3 separate regions of the Homo sapiens genome follow, and regions 2 and 3 are each linked to region 1. The links are chromatin loops, found by intact Hi-C in ENCODE. Cell type or tissue: IMR-90. All regions are shown on one strand.

The links. Peaks named below come from ENCODE experiments on the same cell type or tissue, not always from the same donor. Only the 100,000 strongest peaks of a DNase experiment are listed, where the experiment ranks them.
Region 2: a loop joins it to region 1, with 4 times the contacts of the local background. A loop is called at or near these places in 2 of 110 quality-filtered maps.
Region 3: it touches region 1 in a loop (5-fold over the local background); 3 of 110 quality-filtered maps call a loop at or near these places.

Annotation. Positions count from the first base shown.
Region 1 is chr11:34,923,050-34,931,049 of GRCh38, forward strand. The region is part of intron 1 of PDHX (pyruvate dehydrogenase complex component X); the gene reads left to right. Among named protein-coding and RNA genes, the nearest start is that of PDHX, 10 kb to the left of the region's middle. In IMR-90, a CTCF peak has its summit at 3,238 (motif pointing right); DNase peaks (open chromatin) are centred at 3,252 and 3,902; H3K27ac peaks cover 1,916 bases.
Region 2 is chr11:35,211,468-35,219,467 of GRCh38, forward strand. CD44 (CD44 molecule (IN blood group)) reads left to right here. Exons shown (of 18, transcript NM_000610.4): 15 at 3,385-3,447; 16 at 7,849-7,920. It overlaps CD44-AS1 (CD44 antisense RNA 1), which reads right to left and starts at 3,543. Exons shown (of 2, transcript NR_174965.1): 1 at 3,364-3,543. RefSeq lists enhancers at 2,773-3,972, 5,480-6,309. In IMR-90, no CTCF peak of the experiment used is centred here; DNase peaks (open chromatin) are centred at 1,294, 3,494 and 7,724; H3K27ac peaks cover 4,601 bases.
Region 3 is chr11:35,187,075-35,195,074 of GRCh38, forward strand. It overlaps CD44 (CD44 molecule (IN blood group)), which reads left to right. Exons shown (of 18, transcript NM_000610.4): 5 at 2,761-2,991. Among named protein-coding and RNA genes, the nearest start is that of CD44-AS1, 24 kb to the right of the region's middle. In IMR-90, no CTCF peak of the experiment used is centred here; a DNase peak (open chromatin) is centred at 3,847; H3K27ac peaks cover 5,008 bases.

The DNA.
Region 1 (8,000 bases):
TGTTTGGTTTATTTCATTCAAAGGAAATGCATTCTACACCATATGCTATCTAAAAATTCTGGCTAACCTCTTTTCTAATGTGCCATTGGATACTAAGTAGAAGTATAATAATATAGAATCAGCAGATTCTATGAACAAGATGGGGTATATGGGTGATTCATTTTTTTGGTAGGCAGTACATTTACTATAGCTAGTGATCTGCTTGATATCTTTCTGTTACTGTATAAATCAAGGACTTTATTATATGAAACATTCCTAGGGAAAAATTAGGATCAGCAAATGTATAATTCAGGAGAGATTTCTTGGGAATATATTAGCCCTGGTTTTTGGAGGGGAACAAATCTGTTAAACTATAAAAGCTATACCACTAACTTCTTCAGGAAAGTGCATACATACACAATTTTATATATAATTCTGAGTCCAGAGGACTCAGATCTCCCTGTAATTTGTCTGTAAATACCACCTAGTCTAGAGACTATTTCCATAAACATTTTGGTCATTTCCTAGCTTTTTTTTGGATAATAGCCATCCTAATAGATATTAAGTAATACTAGTACAGATTTTTTTGTTGTTGTTTTCCAGTGTTCCATCAGGTAGAATCTCAGCTCTCATAATTCTTTGATGGTCTAATGGCATTTTTATCTACTACTGTCTAGTACTTGTGTATTTATCTTCTCATCTAAATTTTAATCCTTTTGAGGTCGAGAATCTGGTTTGGTCTAGGGCTAGGATAACAAGTGTTCAGTAGGCATTTGTTGAATGCCTGATTTGGCTTTTAGCTTTGGAAGTGAATAGTATGAGCACTGAAGGTAAAACATTTGCCAGTGATTTTAATGAGAGGTTGGTTTTCAAGTATGAAATGTAGTTAGAATAGAGATCAAGAATTAGTGTACTTTAGTCATGAGAACACTGCTGAATAAGGTAAAGGAGAGAGTAAAAAGGGAACCTTCAAGTTTAGGCTGGGAAGGTGAAAGGAACCTGTGAATGCATCTCTCATTACTCCAAGAAGGAACTGTGATATTCTACAATATTGTGACATCTTACAATGTAATAGGATATTGTGATACATCTAGCCAGCTATCTGGATGCCTCCAGAATATACCCTCTTAATTGTTTCTATGCTGCCCATCAAAAATAAATAACTAACATTTTTGAGACTTATTCTTTGCCAAGTCCCATGTGTTACCTTCTTTCTTTCTTTCTATTTTTTTAGATGGAGCCTTACTCTGTCGCCCAGACTGGAGTGCAGTGGGGCGGTCTCGGCTCACTGCAACCTCTGCCTCCCGGTTTCAGGCCTCCCAAGTAGCTGGGACTATAGGCATGTGCCACCAAGCCTAATTTTTGTATTTTTAGTAAAGACGGGCTTTCACCATGTTGTCCAGGCTGGTCTTGAACTTCTGACCTAATGTGATCCACCCGCCTCAGCCTCCCAAAGTGCTGGGATTACAGGCATGAGCCACTGCTCCCGGCCTACCTTATTTCTTTACAAAAATCTATTTATGGCACCATTTTAGAGAAGAGGAAACAGACATAGATAGAATAAATAACTTGTAGGTGGTGGATCTGAAATTAGAGCCTAGGCAGTTTGATTCCAGTACCTATTCTCTAAATCACTGTGGTATTCTGCTTCTCCTTGAGTTTTTTTAAATTAAATATTTAAATAATAAAATATTTCATTTAGCACAATAGTACATGCATATAGTTTAAATAGTACTGAAAGGCTTGTAACAGTACAGTGGATCTCTGCCCCATCTCACCCAACTTTCCCAGTCTTCCTTAGAAGTAACTAGTTTTGTCTCTTAACTTTCTTCTGGCATTTGCCCATCTCTCTGTTTCTATTTTAGCCGTTTTCTGTGGATGACTGCCGGTCAGTGCCGCCCTCTGTTTTCCCTCCCCAGTGAAATTATTTTGTAATTCTTGGTCAAATATTCAGTGTTTACATTAAACAAATATTATGCACAATTGAGGATTGTCCCATATTTTGTTTGTTAGCTTTCTTTTTGCTGCAGTTATTGCTGCCCTTTAAATTTTTAGTTAGTTTTTTCTGTGATAATTTCTAATTTATCTCACGGTATGTAATAGCTTCTCCACACAGTTTTCTGTAATGTCAGCCACATCAGATACTTTCTCACTTAACTTATTTTTGCAGTTTTTATATATCCTCAGCTATGTAGATTGAACTTCAAGCTCTTCTTTTTGCCCTCTGCAGAGAAAACAAGCTTCAGTCTTCTGTTGAATGAGGGTAGGGTTGTTACCTACCACTGGATTAAGAGAGGGGATCCAGGTATCTAGCTACTTTTCAAACAGCAGCCACCCAAATCCTCCCTGGCTTAGGATACAGCTTTCTAGGGTCTCTTTAATTGATTATTACGTATCTATTTACTTTTCTGCTTCCAAAATTGTATGCTGTTATTCCTTTTCTCTGTGTCCTTGTGGGTTTCTGCTTAAAATTAACAAAAGCAAACAGCACATTTTTAAACTTAGTGTTAGTTAAGTTTGAAAGAGGAAGTAAGATTGGATAAATTTATTGTAGACATGTATGAAAATGTAGGTTATCAGAAATAAAAGAAATAAAAAGCCCTTATAGTAATATCACTAGCTAGAATGACTACTATTGTCATTTTGGAGTATTTCATTTCAATCTTTGTATGTGTACAAGCTGGGCAGGTAGTAATTGGATGATGCCATATACAGGTTTGAGCATCTCTAATCTGAAAATCTGACATCCAAAGCTTTTTGAGCACTGACATGATGCTCAGAGGTGATGCTCAAAGGAATGTTCATTGTAGCATTTGGGATTTTGGACTTTGAGATTAGGGATGCTCAACCAGTAAGAATAATGAATGCAAATATTCCAAAATCTGAAAAAATCTGAAATTAAGAACTCTTATAGTCCCAAACATTTCTGATAAGGCATACTCAACCTATATATTGCTTATGGGTTATCTTTTTTATGTTTGTTAGCATGCCAAGACCTGTAAATGCTGTTTTCACACAAACTGTTGTGCATTCATTTTCTGTTGTGGTCCATTGACATTTTCAGTCTATTTTTACTCCAGTACCACACCAAAATAACTATTTGAACAAAGAAGACTTATATGACAAACGATCCTTTAAAACAAAAAATACTATAACTGCCTTTATTCCAAGTGTTAATATTACTCTGTGCCTAGTGCTGATTTTTAAATTACTTTTACTTTATTCTGCCTTATTTCATCCAGCCTGCAGATGGCAGAATTGTTTCATTTGAACAGCAATTTTGAAGGCTCCGTTTTATTTAGTGTGTTCTGACATTGGAATGAGAAGTGATTAAATGAACAGTCTCTCTCCCTATTAGAGAAGAAGCAAATTAATGTTAGAGACAGGGAGCCACACTAAGAAAGTACTGGATAATTTACTTTTTCATTTGGTCTATCTTCATTTCATGATTTTTGCATGCTTGGATTATAAATGAACTAGAGCCTATAAATGAACTAGAGCATGATGTTTAAGCTGTACCATATGTAAACTGCTGAATTCCCTTAATTACTTTAGTCAGAGTAATGGAGCTTAAATCTGCTTCATATTAACCATAAAGCAGTTTGTTCTGCATTTGTATTTTAAGAGTTTGCTTGTATTAAATTTTTTTTTTAATCTAGAGACCTTTTAGCATTCATGAATCAATCATCAATTTAAAGCTTTGATATAATTGAGTTTGCTGAAGTATGAGCATTTTGTTCTTAGGATAAAAGAAATACTTTAGGGAAGAAGAAACTAGAATTAGATTAGTGTACCATATTTGAAATTGAAGTCAGAATTATGCTGTAGAAAAATTGGAAGAGCCCATTTGAGGAAATACAGGAATTGCTTAGAGGGATTACTGTAAAATTCAGTGATTGGTAAATTGCTCATGTAGCAGAAATGGCAGGGAAAACAGCAATAAGCTAAGCAAAAAATTTTAATGTATTGTGTCATTCTGTTGATGTAAAAAAAGAGTAAAATAGTTATGAGTCATGAGACTTTACTTTTAAAATCAGCAAGTTTAAATATAAAGTACTGGACCACATACATTACAATAGTCATTTAAAAATTTTTAAAAATGTTTTGTAACTGCTGTGGAAGGGTAGACTTCACAAGCCAATTAGATATAATTTGCTAGCTTTATAAGAAGGAGCAGAACACTGAAGTGACTACAAAACGTTAAATTTTAACTAAATTTTGAGAACTTTGTGAATACTAATTGAAAAACTTGTGTAATGAGTGCAGCAAACTACTTACCTGTAGTTGTGGGAAACTAATACTAGGAAACGTAATTGGTGCATATCTTAAGGCCTTCTTAATTTGACAAGAGAATGGTAGAATGTACAGCTTACTGGAATAAGGAGGGAGTCTGCATATAAGTTCAAATGCAAATTAATTAATATTAGGTAAAGGATAAAATTCCATTCCAAGGAGTCTAGAAAAGTCTACACTATCTTAGTAGAGTTGACAGCAGCCATAAAGGGCAGATATTAATTATGTGCAGGCCTGTCACTTCAAGTTTATCTTACGATTGTGTAATTACTTTCCCATCAGAAAAATACGTCTGGAAAAGATACCATATAGTGTTCTAATCAAAAGAGGGTATGCTAGAATGAAATATGTACTTTTATTAACACATTAATGCTTATGAAATGATTTTTCTAGCATGAAAGCCTGAGGATAGATTAGTTAGAATAACTACAAAATATATTGCACATTTAACTCTCCGTAATAAGCGAGTGTAATCTATCAAGAGATAGTATTGAATAATGGAGATGTCCAAAATATCTTTCTTTGGTTTTTGTCACCTTCATTTCAGAGTAAAGATAATGATCTACTACAGAATTTTTGTATTATCATAATTCAGATAAGCAATTTCAATTCATTTCATGAAGGGTGACTAAGGAACGATTATGTTCTTTTTATTTTTAAAATATGAAAATTTTTGAGGTTCTTGATGTGGTAACTTGAAAGATAATAATAAATGCAGAGGTTTCATAATATAGTCCTTAATGTCAAGAGTAATGGAAATGTGAAGGTCTCTTAGGTGAGAGATTATAGCAGGAGATAGAATCATAAAATAAATGTGAATTGTGTCGTGACAACTGGAACCAAAGCATACAAATATTGGAGAGAGACTTTAAGAGAATTAAGTTAGTATTTGTCGTAAATTGGAATCTGGCTATAGAAGCATTGAGGTCCATTTAGTTGCTTCTTTGAAATGGAACTCTTTGATATATAAATGTAATATGTATATATTTATGAAATATTCTGTTCATAATGCCTGGCTTGAACTTTTTGATAGAAAGAACACATTGGGACTTTTTTTTTTTTAAGCCTTTGTTTTCGAAAAGAGGCTGGCCTCTTACCGTGGTGCTATTTAAAAGATAAGAGTTTTTTTTTGCCCACCCCCCTCCTTTTTTTTTTTTTTCCCCAGAACAAGTGAGTTTGTTATTCTGAGCTTAACAAAATAAATGCTGAGGCTCAGGCTGACAGTACATTCTTTAAGCAACTGTTTTTGATTTTTTCATCAAGCCATGTAAAAAAGAAAAAGGCAGTAGACACACCACATAGTGTAGAGGATTAGAAAGCTCATTCTGTTATCTCCAAATGCATTCAGTGTGTTAAGCTTTATGCACGTTTTAAGAATTCTTGCAATTAAGTGTAGGATTGTTATGGTTTGGATTTGGAGATGCATCACTAATGTTATAAGTTTTCCTGTGTGTAAGAGAGTATGTGTGTATGTGTGTTTTCCAAGTGCACTTCCCTAATTTTAGTTCACTCAAGAATTTAGTTCTCCAGCATTTTATAGACAAAACATTATGGTTGTATTTAGTAGTTTGCATTATTTTTTACCTATTTAATATTTTAATCACAAGGACTTATTTTACTAAGTAAAAAATGCAAAGATTTTGAAAGCTATCTTCTAGTTATAATTTAGCATTTCAACTAGAGGTAGCTTGGGAATTCAGTGAAACTGTTTCAGCTACAGTTATTGAGAGTCATGGTGGACTGGAGTTGGATGGCTTTGTTCTTCAGTGTCTTCCAAAATAACGGTGTTTCGTAATTAGGAGTTAGGAAACTCATTGTGGCTATTTTTCCTCCTGTTTTTCATATATAATGCACTTAGAGATAACCTGTTCTCTTATGCATTTGAAATATTCATTGTCAGTAGTAAAAGTGGTATTTTTGTTTTGTTTTTCTCAGGCAGAGTCTTGGTCTGTTGCCCATGCTGGAGTGCAGTGATCTTGGCTCACTGCAACCATCTCCTCCCAGATTCGAGTGATTCTCATGCCTCAGCCCCCCAAATAGCTGGGATTACAGGCGTGTGCCATCACGCCTGGCTAATTTTTAAATTTTAATAGAGTGGGGTTTCGCCATGTTGGCCAGGCTGGTCTCAAACTCCTGGCCTCAAATCTGCCCACCTCGGCAAAAGTGGTGTTTTAATACAAGAATTCTGCATGTTCAAGGTGGGGAAAAGGCTTATAAGGATATTTGATTAGACATATGAAGAATGCTCACATGGATCTGATATGTCTGGTTTGCTATATTTGGATTTCTGAGTGAATATAAGCTATCAATAACCATTAATTAATTGATGATCCATATTTGTAAGGAACATTGAGATGTAAAGTTAGCACAGCTTTGAGAGTTTAGCATGAAGATTCGCATCCTGTAATCAGTCTGGATTGTGGTTTTCTCATTGATGAAATGGGCGTGTTTGACTTGGACTTTGGTTTGGGCTGTGTCATTTTTGGGGCATTAGGAGTGATAATTCTACTTTTCCAGCCTTCTTAGAATTTGGTGCCAGTTGAGAGAGAGAAAGGGTAAGACAGATAGAGATCAAATGCTGATAGTTACATTGGATTGGAGAATGTGACTTAGATCTGTGGCCTTCTAAGACTGGGCTTCTTAGTACAACCCCACTTTAGACTTTGAACTTTCTGTTTTAGAGGGAGACTGTGTGTGTACAAAGCAAACACGCATATCCGAATTGCTGCCTCATACCTGGTGGGCCCTGATGGCAAGAACACAGAGAGGTGGGGCCTGTGGAGCTGCTTTTGAAAGGCAGCGCCGTGTGTGTCTAGCACGTGGATGGAGGAGCTGATAGGAAACTGCAGGTTGTCTATGATCAGGAAGTTCTTAAAATAAGGAAGAGAGTGAGGCAGGTATGCATGCTTGCATTCTTTCTCCAGACCTTCAGAGTGAAGGAAAAGTGGAGAGGTACAGAAACTTTCTCTTAAATACTTCAAAGAGGTGGAAGCGCCTTTATCACGAAGCCATAGGAAATCTCCATTTGAAAATGCAGTACAAGTTATTCAGCTTCCCAAGAGAAATATTTATTCTCATTTAACATTAGTGCTCAATTTCCTTGCTTTTAACCCTAAAACATCAGGGGAGACAAAAGAAGCCCTGTTCTTCCACATTTGAAATATGTTAGCTATGCTACAGTGTTTTGCTTGTTTGGGTCTGGAAAGTTGAGTAATCTGAAGAGAGAATAGGGTCTATGGAAAGCTATAGGGGATGGACGTATTTGTTACCATGGTATTTTATTAGTAAATTGTAATCTAAAAGCCATGGTGCTCTTGAATGTAACCCTGGACGGTGGATTGGGAAGTGCAGCCGGACAAATACATAGTGTTTGCTTTTTCGATACCTAAGGAAAATGTAGTTATGTTTCATTGGGAGATCATTCTGGTTTGAGGTCTACTTCTCTGGATCCCCAGTTGAATTGTGGTATGCAACAAAATGTGAGGTTAATTTAACCATTTAAATTCTGATCATCCTTGACAAGGCAAACGTTTCCTTTCATACTTATTAGTAGGAACCTTTGAATCTTGAATACTATAATATTAGATGAAAATAAAAACAGCCAGTTTCTTAAAGTCTGATCTTGATTATTCTGTTGTCGATCATCAGAACCGTGTTTTTGTTGTTGTTGCTGTTTTGTTGTTGTTGTTTTATTTGGCTTTTTCTTTGGTCATTTTACCTGTAAATCT
Region 2 (8,000 bases), 290 kb after region 1:
TCTAGTTTGCTTTCTCTATATAGAGAAACAATATATAGTTTCATATTACAGAGGACATTTTCTGTGTAGTCTGGGATTGGACTAGTTTGTGATATGGAAATATCTTTCATTATTGGTTATCAATTCTAGTGCAAATAAACTTGGGTATATTTTAGATAAAAGAATGCTTCCTTTTGCCAGTGTTTTTTCCATTTGTCTGTGTTTGCATGTGTGTGTGTGTGTGTGTGTGTGTGTGTGTTGTGTGTACAAGTTGGCTGTTATGATGGAATTGCTTTCTTTGTCTTATCTTGTGATATATGAAGTTGAACCACATGAAACTGATATTTTTGCAGGTGAAAGTAGTCGAATTTTAGCAATTCCGTTTAATTCGACTAATATACTCTACTTATTTTGTAAGGTTTTATCCTACAGGTGAATAATTTCTATATACTAGTATCTTTGCTCTGAAATTATTATCTTGTTTTGGTAATAGATTGATCAGTTTTACTTTTGGTGATGGATAAACCTCTTCTAGTTCTGATGCACACTTAAAATGTTCATGATTTAATCTAGTATTAATGAATAGGGACCACTTCTCTTATTGTAATAGTGAAGAGAGGAACGAAGATAATTTATTCAATGAAGTTTGACACGGACCTAGAATAAGTCTTTTTTTTTCTCAAATAAGTAGTCATCTCTGCTTCTGCTTTTCTTTGCTTCTCCATTTGTATTAAGAAATTAACAGTGAAGAAAGGGGAAATGGAAAACGCCCACTGTAGTGAAGAAATAAAAAACAGATTCTGTCTTCCTAGTACTAGTTTTTCAATTGCTTTGTAACACAATCACTAGGCATATTCAAGATTAGAGACTTTAGATACATAATTTTGGAGCAGAGATCTTCTCTCCTCCCCCCAAAAAAGAAAAAGAAGAATTCATATGTGTGCATATATATATAATTTTTTTTTTTGAGACGGAGTTTCACTCTTGTTGCCCAGGCTGGAGTCCAATGGTGCGATCTTGGCTCACCTCAACCTCCGCCTCCTGAGTTCAAGCAATTCTCCTGCCTCAGCCTCCATGAGAATCCAATATGTAAAACAGATGACGGTTGTGATGCAGGGACAGAAAATTCAGAATGCCACATGCTTGGCCTCATTTCTCTGGGTGGCCTACCCAAGAGCTTCAAGAAAAACAGTTTAAGAAAATGCTAACTTCAGCAATATTGGCAAGACAAAGCCCCTTACACTCCTTAGTTCTTTATTCAGCATTGTTCTGCTCTCATTTATTAAAAATTCCAAGTACCATTGTCAGTATTCTTCAGAAAATCTTATAGTGCTGTCTCATTTCTCTTGGCAAAAGAAAGCCTGTTGTGCAACCCAATGAATTTAATTTTTTTTTTTTAAAGAGTCTTGCCCTGTCACCCACACTGTAGTACAGTGGCGCGATCTCGGCTCACTGCAACCTCTGCCTCCCGGGTTCAAGCGATTCTCTTGCCTCAGCCTCCTGAGTAGCTGGGATTACAGATGTGTGCCACCACGCCCGGCTAATTTTTTTATTTTTAGTAGAAATGGGGTTTCACCATGTTGGCCAGGCTGGTCTCGAACTCCTGACCTCAAGTGATCCACCAGCCTCAGCCTCCCAAAGTGCTAGGATTACAGACGTGAGCCACCACGCCCAGCCATGAATTTAAAGTTTAAATGGCAATTTTAATAGTCACAGTACCCTAGAATGCTTATAGCCTAATGTTAGTAAATCAAATGCTTTTTACAAGACTGATATTCACAGACACTGATTCTTTCTGATTTCCACAGTGGTACGGACAGATTTTCCATAATTCTCCATGGATTAGACAATTAAGTCACCCAATTCTCATCCTTGGTTTTCTTCAAAAACACTCACCCACATAAATCTCATTTATGTCTATACATTTTTCTCAGTCTTTACGCTTAATGTTAAGAACTAAAGCATTTGTTGAAGCAAGCGGATCACTTGAGGTCAGGAGTCTGAGACCAGCCTGGCCAACATGGCGAAACCTCGTCTCTACTAAAAATACAAAATATTAGCCAGGCATGGTGGCAGGTGCCTGTAGTCTCACCTACTCAGGAGACTAAGGCATGAAAATCACTTGAACCCAGGAATTGGAGGTTGCAGTGAGCCGAGATCGTGCCACTGCACTCCAGCCTGGGCGACAGAACGAGGCTCCGTCCCCCAAAAAAGAACTGAAGCATTTAGAATCATAGTGGCAGTGGTGGTGGTGGTGATGGTGATGGTGATGGTGATAATGATGGTGATGGGATGGTGACGGTCATGGTGATTTTGGTAGTGGGAGTATTGGTGTGGCATTTCAGCAAATGTTGTTTTCATTTGTTTTAACCATCAGCCAAGGAACAAAGCAATCTGTCTCTTCAATATAGTTACACAGGTGACTAAGTGTCACCCGCTTCCACCTTCTCTAATCAAGGAAATGGTGACGATCAGGTTACTATAGATTCCTTATAAGGTGCCTTCATAATGGATAACTGTAGCCATTTTATGTAAGCATTGTCCTGTGATTAAAAAAAAAAAAAGATTCCAGTATGCTTTTGAAAAATGTGGGTGGGGGAGAGAGTTTTAATATGCTGCATTCAAGATTTGACCTATGGATTTAGATTCTAGCAATTCATGAGGTTGTCTTAATCTAAAGCTTTCTGGTGATAGATGTTTGAGAAGCTAGGATTATATTAACTAGTCATGTTGAAACTACAGATTTAACTTTAAAAAATTATTTTAAACTTACTATAATACCCATATTCCAATACACATTATTAATGTTAGCTATCATCTCACCATTTCCTTTTTTACTTATTTTCAATTTTTTTTGAAAATAAGTAGTTGACCTTTCTCTTTGAATCTTTACATCATTCAATCCCAAGATTCCTTATTGCATACTAATTTCCTGCCGCCAAGAAATCTCTGTTTCATGCCCTAAGCCAGAGTATGCCCATTTGCAGTGATTATGTTTCTCATAATCCAATTCATATTGTCCTTATTTAAAATGTACAATGTCTAGTCTCAACCTCATACCTGCAAAGATATCACAATATTTTTGTTAGCATGTTCCTTACCACAGTTCTTGGATTTCTACCAAAACAAAGTTTCTACAAAACTTCCTGTGGTCATCCTTCTTAGCCTTTGCTGCCCCAGTTTCCTTAATTCTTATTAAAGTTCTAGCTCATTTATCAGTGGATTAAGCAATGAACGGTAATTAACATTGTGGACCCATTCAAGGCTGTTTTGCCATCATTTTTTGGAATACCTTAAAAAGACTAAACTTTGTGATAGGCTGTATAAGAATGCAAAGGTAAAGAAATGCAGATGGGAGTGTAAGTGAAAACATGCAGTACTGACCTTCCTGATTGCTCATTACAGGAGACCAAGACACATTCCACCCCAGTGGGGGGTCCCATACCACTCATGGATCTGAATCAGATGGTGAGTTCAAAACTGCTTTAGTCATTTACTGTTATAATCATTGAGCCTAATGATGACTACCAACGAAGTATGAGTCAGTGTCTCCAGAGAAGTGGTTCTCAAACCTTCTTAGCATACATCACAATTGCAGGGAGGGCTTATTAAACCACAATGCTGGACCCCACCCTTAAGGTTCCTGATTCAGTAGGTCTGGGGTGGAGCCCAAGCATTTGCATTTCTAATCAGTTCCCTGGTAATACTGACACTGCTGGGACAGGGATTGCACTTTGAGAGCTACTGCTCTGGAGGAAAGCCTTGCATCTGAAAGCCTCAGGAAGAATTCAAGCAGTGTCCCAATTTAACCTTGCACTACACCAGAGTGATTAAGAGCTTGAGCTTTGTAGCAAAAATGGCCTGAGTTCGATTCCAGCCCTCCGCATATTAACTGAGCAAGATGCTTTAAAGGGTCTGAGACAACATTTCTCAACTAATAAACTTGGAATAATAACAATTGTCACAGGACATTGTTTCAAAGACTAAATGATAGAATACATGTAAAGCATTTAGCATAATCCTGGCACATGATATCATCACTGGTATTTGTTGGGAATTTACTGTGTGCCAGCAGCATCTTTCTAAACACTTTACATGTATTAGGTTGGGCCAAATGGAACTGCCATTATTGTAGGTCAAGAACAGGTCAATATCGGCCAGGCACGGTGGCTCACACCTGTAATCCCAGCACTTTAGGAGGCCGAGGCAGGTGGATCACGAGGTCAGGAGTTCGAGACCAGCCTGGCCAACCCTGTCTCTACTAAAAATACAAAAATTAGCCGGGCGTGGTCCTGCGCACCTGTAATCCCAGCTACTCAGGAGGCTGAGGCAGGAGAATTGCTCGGACCTGGCAGGCAGAGTTTGCAGTGAGCCAAGATTGCACCACTGCACTCCAGCCTGGGTGACAGAGCAAGACTCTGTCTCAAAAAAAACCAAAAAACAAAAAACAAAAAAACAGGTTAATATCAGCAAATTCATAGAGTTTATCTAGTATGAACTCATTCAGTCATCCTATAAACTCTGTGACATAGGTAAGTACTATTATTATCCCCATGTTACAGATGAGGAAACTAAGGCTCAGAGAAGGTAAGTAACTTGGCAGAGTTGACAGGACCAGAGAGTGATGGAGCCACCTTTCAAGCCTGGAGGGCCTTGTATTACTTCTCATAGCACAGTCTGGAGAAGGCATTCCATAATGACCATAATTACTCCCAGGCATGAATTCTTAAATAGACTCCTGTTTGTTGTGATTCAGATCACACCCCTACAAACCTTACCCCAGACTGCAAAAGTCTGACATGAGGTAGGTTTACTAATTACTTCTACTGCTGGGCTACTGGGAGGTTCTGCCAGTGCTGCCTTACTGTGGTCTCCCTGAACATCATAAATCCAGGTGACCCCATGTAAATGATTTAAGCCATATCAATTATTGTCTCCCCTTTTTATGCCCAAGTTTGAGTGAGGCTCACCATCAGATTTAAATGTTTACACATTGAAAACAAATATGAAGATGGATATTTACATGGTGGCTTCCACAATAACTCTCTATGGAGGAGCACTAGGAGGTAGGGATTCATTAGAAATGCTTCTGAAATAGAGACAGAAGTCACAGGTTCACTGGGGACTTTAGGCAGGGCACTTAACCTTTCCCAGACTCAGTTTCCTTGTTAGTAAAAAGGAGATCAAATCATCTGCCTCAGTTGCTTCCTAGAGTTATTGTGAGGAAGACAGGGTACCAGAAGTGTGAAAGTACTCTGAAAAAGTAGGGAGTTATTATTAAGGGGCATGATCTCTAAAACCAAGAGACCCCAGCCACTCTCTAAGTATGATTCTTTAACCATCAGAGTGGACATCACCTAGGAACTTGTTGGAAATGCAGAATCCTTGGCCAACCCAGACCTACTGAATCAGGATCTGCATTTTAACTACACTCTCCCACCCAGGTGGTTTATATGCACATTAAAATTTGGAAGCTTAGACTGTGCTAGACTGCTTTTCTCACCATTGAAGCCAATTGAACAATCTCTGTGCATATGTCTCAGATTACATGTCATCTCCCAACAGGAATATCAAGTGCTCCTCTTTGTGGAACTTGCTACTGTGGCCAGTCCTACCCTGGCTGGATTTGTAGACATCTAGGGCACAAGGCAAGACCTGCTATCTCACATCCATCTTCTGTGGCTTTTGCTTGAAGTGAGAATCAAGCAGACAGGAGCCAGTCTCTTTTGTTTGGCTTCTGAGCAGGTGTCTATTGTTCAAACAGGAGGTTTCATCTTGCTGCACGCACACCCAGATCTTTTCTTGCTGGGAGCACTTCTTCTTTTTTTTTTTTTTTAAATCAAAATAAAGTGATTATGATCCGTTAATGGCCTCTTTTTAAATATCAAAGGCTTCTATGAGTCAGAAAAGAAAAAAAAAAAAAAGAACAGTGAGAGTGACTGTACCTCCTGGGGAGTTTTCACGGCCAAAGATCTTCAGTTTAGGTGGCCAGTGTCCCATGAGTTGGGCAGGTGAAAACCTGCCAACCACCAAGGACACTGGAAGGCATGTAGGGAAAGGGCCTTGGACTGTTTTGGAGATTTGTAAAGTCAAAGGCCACTGTCAACATAGGATAGGGGATGTTGAAACACCCAGATGTCTGGTAGGAACTGGTTTTGCTCCCTTTTAAGTTTTAACAAAAGCATCAAATTGCATAAACAAGAGCCATCCTGTCCCCATATAACCATTGTAATCAAGATTTCAGTGTGCACAGCCTAAAGTTTGGCTCCATGAGGAAAGCTCTCATTTAAGACCCCACCATTTTCATCCATTGATCAGCCTTCAGGATTCTACAGTGGGCTTCCATTTGGTAGGAAAAAAAAAGTTCATTTTGGTGGAACACTTTCAAATTTTGTTTTGAAGCAATGGAGGAAGAATTTTTAAAAATTCATGAAGCTTTCATTTTGATGAGGCTCTTCACAAGATGTCTTAGAAGTTTCTTTTTTAAAAAAATTGTTTATTTATTTATTATTTTTATTTTTAACAGGGACAGGATCTCCCTATGTTTCCCAGGCTGGTCTCAAAGTCCTGGACTCAAGAGATCCTCCTGTCTCAGCCTCCCAAAGTGCTGGGATTACAGGTGTGAGCCACCATGCCCGGCTTCTTAGAAGTTTCTTTTAGAACCATTGTGTCTCCCTCATTTCGATAGGCCTCCAGTTCTGACTTGAGGATTGTCTGTCTTGCGATACTTCCTCCCAGTTTAAGGCATTTTGTTCATCTCCTTATTTTGCTTTTTAGCAGTAGAAAATGTTGATTCTTCTAACAAGGTGTGTTTCAGTAATATATTAGCAGGGACTCTAATAGGGTGATTTTTCATAGTCAGAAAGGGCCACTGCCGCTAAACTCCTTATTTATTTATTGTGAGGTGGAGTCTCGCTCTGTTGCCAAGCTGTAATGCAGAGGCACAATCTCAGCTCACTGCAACCTCTGCTTCCTGGGTTCAAGCAATTCTCCTGCCTCAGCCTCCCGAGTAGCTGGGACTACAGGCACATGCCACTATGCCTGGCTAATTTTTGTATTTTTAGTAGAGACGGGGTTTCACCATGTTGACTAGGTTGATCTCAATCTCTTGACCTTGTGATCCGCCTGCTTCAGCCTCCCAAAGTACTGGGATTACAGGCGTGAGCAAACTCCTTATTTTATAGTGTTTATGTTGGCTCCTATGATGCTATTGGATGAGATTTTCAGGTTCCCTTTGGGCTTTCTGGAGCGTGTGAGTCCCCTGGGGGTCTTGTTAAAATGAAGATTCTGATTTGGTAGCTTTGAGATGAGGCATAAGATTCTGCATTTCTAGCGATCTCCCCAGGTATGCCTGTCCTGATGGTCTGAGAGCCACACTTTGAGTAGCAAGGTCCTAAATTAAAAATAGAAAATAACAACCACACACAACTACCAATACCGTGTATTTCTTCAAATCTCTGCAAAATTATGATGAACAGCATTCTGTTATCCCCATCTTACGAGTGTGAAAAGGGAGACTTGGAGAAGGTAGATTGACCCAGCACACATGGCTAGTTAGCAAGGGACAGCGGTGAGACTTAAATCCAGGGTTGTCCAGCTCTAGACACCAAAGTCCTGAACACTGTGCAACACTGCTGCTGAGAATTCTCATGTTCCTTGACACAAAATAACATTACTAAGCCTTAGCCTTAATCAAATGAGGTGGGGGGGAAATCTTTTGTGTAATGCTTTATAAACATCTGCAGCTTGAATCCATAAATGGCTTCTCAGTGATTCAGAATGTGGAGAGCTGCCCTTTATGCAGCTCCACAAGGAACTCATGGTTACACATTTCAAACTTTGGTTGAGAGATGTTGTTTTTCCCCTTAGGACACTCACATGGGAGTCAAGAAGGTGGAGCAAACACAACCTCTGGTCCTATAAGGACACCCCAAATTCCAGGTGAGTTTCAAACTTTGAGGCAGAAAAACACACTGAAAGCAGCTTTCTCAGAATGTCCCAGCAAGGACGAAGAGACTCAT
Region 3 (8,000 bases), 260 kb after region 1:
CCAGCCTGAACAATATGGCGAAACCTTATCTCTACTAAAAATACAAAAAATTAGCTGGGCATAGTGGCAGGTGCCTGTAATCCCAGCTGCTCAGGAGGCTGAGGCAGGAGAATTGCTTGAACCCAGGAGGCAGAGGTTGTAATGAGCTGAGATCGTGCCACTGCACTCCAGCCTGGGCAACAGAGTGAGACTCCATTTCCAAAAAAAAAGAAAAAAAAATATTAGTCATTTCCCTAAGACTAAGTAAGGACAGTTGGCTTTAATTCAGTGTCCCTTCCTTTTTTTCTGCAATGACTTGAAACTGCTCTCTGGTTTACACTCATGCATCGTTCCTCAAACTTCAGTCATTTGAAAACCACTTTCACATTTTTTTTGGCATCTCTATATGTACAATGCTCTCATTTACTTGATATTTTTATTTAAATGATCCACTGTTTTCTAATTAAAATACACTTATTTTTAAAAAGAAATTGCACATGGAAAACCAACATCACATCGTAAATAGAAGGCAACCTTAATAATAAACTTAAATGTAAGAAAAATTAAATAATGTTCTTAATTTGCAGCTGCTGAAAGCTCTGGGTCTGAGTCATGTTCTCTCTTATAAAGAGGGATTAATAAGTGTCAGGTGTAGGGGCATTTTGGCCCTAATTAGCAATTTTCTGTTTGATATAACTGAAGTATTGAAAGATAATCATGAAGGATATAAACTTCCTGATACGTGTTTTGACATTGTTTATACCACATCCATCTTAAATCATCCTGATATATGATTATCCACAGATGTATATATTCGGGCACTTTTTAAAAATAGACATGGGGGTCTCACTATGTTGTCCAGGCTGGTCTTGAACTCCTGGGCTCAAGCAATCCTCCTTCCTCAGCCTCCCAAAGTGCCAGGATTACAGGCATGAGCCACCATGCCTGGCCTATTCCAGCACTTTAGAAATCAGAAAATCTCAACCAGAACTTTCAAATAGGCTAACTGCTAACCCTGATCTTACGGCCTCTGAGCTTCATTTAATGGGAAACAGTACAGTGTTGAGAGGTCTGATTTCTGCTTCCTCACAGCTGGATACTGACAGTGTGCACAGGCATGATGTTGGCAGTGGCAGAGGGATGAGAATCTTCGTAGACCATACAAACCCAGCCCCACATTGTTATGTAAGGAATTGTCCCTGACCTGTGCCTTGCAATAGGAAGGGGAGGCTTCACACCATGATGGCTACGACATGAGATGTGCTGTCTCAGCAGGCCTGGTATGAAATCCTAGTTCCCTCACCATGTGTGAGATTTTAGAGGAGTGACTGATCCTCAGTTTTCTCATTCATATAATGGAACAACCTATGAGAATATTCAGGAAATTTGTAAAAGACACTATGTCTAATGTATGTCCAGCCCATAGTAGAGGTTTAATAAATGCCCTGTTTCTTTGATGCCCACAGTTCTCTTTTGAAGTCCAGACATGTAAGAGTGTGGTCAACAATATTTCCTTGTCAAATCCTCACCTGCAGAGATTACCAGGGTGACTGAGACCTTGATTTTTTTTTTCATTTATGTATTATTAATAGTTCCACTTGAGGCTTGCCACAGTGGCTCACTCCTGTAATCTCAGCACTTTGGGAGGCTGAGGCAGGCAGATCACCTGAGGTCAGGAGTTCAAGACCAGCCTGGCCAACACGGTAAAACCCCGTGTCAACTAAAAATACAAAAATTAGCTGGGTGTGGTGGCATGCACCTGTAGTCCCAGCTGCTTGGGAGGCTGAGGCAGGAGAGTTGCTTGAACCCAGGAGGCGGAGGCTGCTGCACACTGAGATTGCACCACTGCACCCCAGCCTGGGCAACAGAGTGAGACTCCATCTCGAAAAAAAAAAAAAGTTTCATTTGAGCAAGCTAAATATGTGGCCAAAAAGAACCTTTAGTCCCATCAATGCAATACAGCAGAAAATAATTTCATCTAAATGCACACCTGCATAGTGAGTGGCCCAGACTTGAGAGCAGCAAATACTTCTAGGGAGGAATAATGAATGAATGCATTCAGGCTTTTTCTTCTCCAATTCATTCTAGTCATTTGTTGAAACCACAGATGTTGATCTTCATGTATATCTGTGCTTGTTAATTTCCAGGTTGAATTTCACAGAGAACGGCAAATGCTCTTCTGTATTTAGACCTGCTGGTTTCCTAGCCAGAAGTGGGTGTTTGCACAAGTGGACAAAACTTGCCCCTTAAAAAAGAAAATCAAAATCTTCATCATTTTGCAGATGTATCTTCCCTGCTGAGGCTATTAGTCTGCTACTTCAAATCCTTTTCGGAGGAATATATGGAATTAATAGCAACACATTTTATATGTACTTCAGAAGGGAGAGTAGGGAAACAAGTGGGAGAATGATTATTTATTGAGCATCCACTGTATTTTGAATACTGTGCTGAGCACTTTACTTACAATGTATCACATAATCCCCATTTTACAAATGAGGAAACTGAAGCTCAGAGTTGCCTTGTCCAGAGCTCTATGAAGCTAGGATTCAAACACAGGGATGGGACTCTCCAGTACTTCCTTGTTTCCTGCCTCATCCCCAGGGTGTGTGGGGGATGGGAGGGTGCACTTTCTTAGTGCATCTGCCACTCTCTCCCACCACTGGATAGATAGGTGTTTCTCATTACAAAGGAAAATAGCTTTGAAGTCACTATGTTAAACGCTAATCCACATACTCAAAATATGAGCTGTGAAGTTCTGTAAGTACCTTTTCTCTCTCCCAGCTATTGTTAACCGTGATGGCACCCGCTATGTCCAGAAAGGAGAATACAGAACGAATCCTGAAGACATCTACCCCAGCAACCCTACTGATGATGACGTGAGCAGCGGCTCCTCCAGTGAAAGGAGCAGCACTTCAGGAGGTTACATCTTTTACACCTTTTCTACTGTACACCCCATCCCAGACGAAGACAGTCCCTGGATCACCGACAGCACAGACAGAATCCCTGCTACCAGTAAGGAGAATAAATCACTGTGCTTCCCAATAGCAATTCCCTGGCAAAATGTCTCTGACCTTCCTGAGCATTGCACACTCACGTGCTGATTTTCTCGTCTCTAGACAGCTGGAAGCTGGTGATGCCATTCAGGGAGGTGGGCTCTTGTGGTTGTCAGTAAACTGCCTGCATTGACTACTACTGCCTACCTTTTTTCCTCATCTATAACTGTTTTTCTTACCTTAGCATAAGAAGTGCCATATTGGAAGTTTTATTTTGGGGAGAGCCCTCCTTATTCTCTTATCCCCAGGTATACAGTAACAATTCAAGCCTGATATGAAAACTGTTTTCATTTTTTCATGTTTCCTTCTTGTTCTTATCCACCTATGGATAAGATTGTTTTCATAAAGTTGGGATCATAGAGTTTGCATACCACTCCACTAGCACCTTTTAAAAAACCCACTTATGCCTGAGGTTGCAATTTTTTGAATTTTTGCAATCAGACCTTGGTGATGACAATGAGCAGTAGGATATAAATAACTCCCACATGCTTAGCTTTCCAATAATGGAACAGTAGGCATACGTGGGTCAACTGTGGCTTTTTATGTTTTAACTTGATTTACATTCATACTATTGATAGTGTAATATTCAGTGATTTTCACCAACGATAATTTACTCAACAATTCCTTTGTTTTTAGTCCAAGGAAGCATATCTGGAAGAGTTTTCTGGTGAAATTAAATCAGCTTAAGAGCTCTATAATCCAGCCTGTTGGGGAATGTTCTCAATACTTACTTGGTGTGTGGGGGTAATTCATTACTTAGGGTTGCAAGAGTGGAAGTATGTAAACATTGCGTTCCATTCCTTTGGAGTTTGCCCCTCGCGCTTCAGCTCCACTGGAAAGTGTTTACATCTCTCTTGTCTCCTGTTTCCCTCTTTGCTTTTCTTCTATGGTTTGTTTTGAAATGGGCTCCCAGATGGGCCATGTTCCTCCTGTGGAGGATTAATCAAACTCAAATAGGGCATCTGCCTCTGGAGCGGTTTTCCTAGTATGGTGTGGATGTTCTCTTTTCCTGGCTATAGCTCCTGAGGGGTGAAACTTGGGCCTCCAAAGAGTGTGGCAGAAATGCGCTGGCTTGTGAATACTCAAGACAGGGCCCTTCTCTATTCCTTGTCACCCAGAAGCCAGGGAAACCCCCACAGTACTGTGATTTCATTTAAGGTCACTTGCGCAATAGTGTTTTAAATTTCTGTCAGTCTCTGGCTGAGGGCATGATACAAATAGGCTTGGGGTTCCCATCACTCCCTGCACATTCTTTGAAGCTTTTTAAAAAGCAGAGTTTTCAAGCTGCCCATACTTTCTTGGGTTATTGGCCCTCTTGAGTTTGCATCGGCTTATTGTTGGTAGTCCCGTGGGCAACCCTTCTTGAGAGAGGCTTCTGCAAACCAAGCGGGCCGTGCTGCTAGCTACTCACTGCTTCTTGGGTTCCCTGTCTTTTTAAAGTAACCATGTCGAAGGTGCTTATCATTATGGTAGGCAATTTTGTCGGATGTTAGCGAACACAATAATTAGTGGTCTCAGCAGGAAGGAGAATAGGTCTACCCTAAAGTACCACTTCCCACCAAAGAAGAAAATCCTGATAAAACATAACTTGGGACTATATGTAGTTAACATTCAAACCACTAATAGCCTATATAAAATAGTATTTCATGTGTGTTTTAAAAACACACATTTCATTAACCCCTATAGAATATCTCTTAAGAACTGTATCTTCCCTTCCTAAGTTAGTCAGCAAACGTATTTTGAGAACCTACTACGTACCAGGCCTATTAGAATGCTTGGGATCGAAGGATAAACATAGTTAGGAAGTAATATTGAAGAGAGGCAAGGATTACTGAGATATTTATTCATTCAATCAATATCTGAGGTCTTCTGTATGCCAGACACTGCTCTAGGATGCTAGGAATTCAGAGTTGGACTTACCTTCATGGAGACTACATATTATTGGTTTAGAAATCAGGGAAAAGGAGTGTTTATGAGATTTAACTAAAACATAGTTCAGGATTTGAGCTGAGAAATGAATTGTGCCTTTCTCCTCCCAGATAAATTAGTTAAGTTTCCTTCAGCAGCTAAAAAAGAAAGAGACTAATGAGTCTACCAAATGAGTCCAGGGCTAACCTGAGAGTCACTGAAGTACTATAGGACCCAATGGGACCAGTAGCAGCTCCAAGTGGATCACTTCATGCAAAGAAACATACCAAGGCAAACAACCTGGTGGAAACTTGAACGTAGCATAATGGCATGCCAGGAAAAGTCAGCACTGTTAGGTTCCTGAGTAGAATCGTATTTCTAAAGTCCAGTGAGGAGATTTGCAAAACCTTATCACTGTTGGACTGAGAGCTGGGACAGAGTGACAGGGAGTGATTGCAAAGCCTCCCTCATGCATTGCAGGAGGGCAGGGGTCAAGAGGAGTGCTGGCTGAGAGCACAGAAGAAGCGGTCTTTGGCTCGGCTGGCTCATTCCTTCCTGAAGGGCCTGTAGTGGGTGGCAATAGGGACAGCTAGTAAGAATAACCATCTGGGTAGCTTTAGGCTTCCAGCAGGCTGTTTATCTTGAGTGTCATCAGCCTCTTCCTATTGGTGACCTGGAACTCTCTGGGATCAAGAAACCTAAACTAATTCAGGAAGCAGACTCCTGCCTTGGAACACTGTATTTCCTTGTCTTCTGGGTGTCAAAGGAATTCTTTCTTTTTTTTTTTTTTTTTTTTCAGATCTGGTATGGCCTATTTGGGTGGGGAAAATTAGAAATTCTGCTGGCTAGGCAGTAGCTTTTTCCATTTTTCCCCCTCATACCACTCCTTTCAGGAAGACAAAAATAACGCCTATTTCTATCTTGTTCTTGTAGGTTTGTTTCCTCTGGTACTATTTTTTCCTGTTGTACTATTGGGTGAGGGTGGTGGGAATTATGCATCTTTAATAAAGTTTCTGAGGTGAGAATGTGGTGTCTGTGGATTTTCCCGGGGATGCTCAGGTTTGTCTGGAGGCTTCATGGGTAAAATTGGCTCCTATTTCTCTACTCTCTGTTCTGAACTAATGTGTCCTTTGCAGCAGGGGTGTCCAGTCTTTTGGCTTCCCTGGGCCACATTGGAAGAAGAATTGTCCTGGGCCACACATAAAATACACTAACACTAGCCATAGCTGATGGGATAACAACAACAAAAAAAGCTTATAATGTTTTAAGAAAGTTTATGAATTTTTGTTGGGCCACATTCAAAGCCATCCTGCATCACAGGTGGCCCACAGGCTACGGGTTGGACAAGCTTGATTTAGAGGACAGAACATACTGTGCCAGCTGTTGGCATTTTATATAGATAGAGTCAAAGTTTTTAACCTAGGGTTCATGGACCTTCAGTAGGTTCAATGGTAGACCATAAGGCATTCTAGAACTATCTGAAATAATATGCAAAATTTTGAGTGTGTATATGTAGCATCACTTTTTTGAGGAAGGAGGACATAACGTAGATTTTCAAAGGGATATATAATTTAAAGTGGCTTTTTAAAATCTCAGCTGGCTTAAATTAGATATTTATCCTGATGGTTTTTGCCATTCCATTTCAATAAGAAAACATGCTGGACTCAAGTCAAACTTGAGAGTCGAATGAGAGATTTTAAATTGCAAAATGTTACTGATGATATTTTCTCTAATTTGAGAAAAGTCTGGAATTTCTCTAACTTTGGCAACTCTAGTTTTTGGTAGAAACACATATTGAATTAGAATAAAAAGTGACAGAAATGATAGATGGATACCTGAGGAAGTTTTATCTGATTTCGACACTTTGAACACATTTTCTTTGCAAAGTTCCTGCTCAAGTATGAAGTTTGACCTGAGGCTGATGCGTGTGGGCGGAGCTTTGAAATGCCAGTTGTCATCACAAACTACCTGGGTACAATGCTAGACAGATGTGAAAAATACACACTAGCAACCCAAAGATAATCCAAAGATAAATGCATGAAAGCAGTCGTTTGAAATGCTGCTTCGAAAACCTCCAGCTCATGGCTCAGTCGCCCAATCAAGTAAATAGAAAATCTCTTTCCTTCACAGGTTATTAAATTGCTGCTTGATTTTGCTTTGATCATGAATTCAGGGGATTCAGTTTGAAGAATGAGTAGCATGAAATTTATACCCATGAGGAATTTGCATTTCTGATGTTGTCCTAAGATTGTGGGAGACATTAGGAGTCTGGAAAGATAAAACCAGGCCTAGATTTTCTTTTCTAATTATCATTCAATAATAGATACAGACATCATATATAGGCAGAACTGAAAGTAAAGATTTGTAGAGGGAATATCACTAAGTGATACTTTCATAATTGATCCAGTTACTTCAACTGTGCACTCAAACAGCCACGCAACAGCTCAGGAGCAAAATAACTAGATATGGTCCTGGTTTGGTAATTCACAGCCTAAGACTCAGGATCTCACAACAACAGCAACGACAGGTAAACTGCTTTGTCTTTTGCTTATCAGCTCTCCTGGATGTCAGACCTTTTAGTGTTAGGGGAGAGGACGTCCATTATCACGTCAAATCTCCTTCATCATTCTTAGTGAGAATAGGGTCTTGTACCACTTCATATATCAGAAAGGCCTGTGGATCTGGGGATATGATTGATATTCTTAAATGTCCTGTATGTTTTCCTTTTGGCAATGTGTATATAGAATCAGAATGATTTTTCCATCAGAGGAAGGAAAAACTATGAATCAATAGTTTTGAATGAATGAATGAAATTATGAAAAACTACAAATGAATGAATTGACTGTGTGATTCAATGAGAAAATGTCCTTTAGAAAGAAGTCTGCCGGAAAGTGCAGGCTTCTCCTTTCTGCTGATCTGATTCTCACAGCCAGTAATAAGAGAAGGAAATGCAGATTTCTCTCATCAAAGTGTAGGCCCTGAACCCTTCTTTGGACACTTAAAATCTCAACTGTAAAGTGTAGGAAATGACCTGTTGCTCCATATCAGAATCTAGGCCTC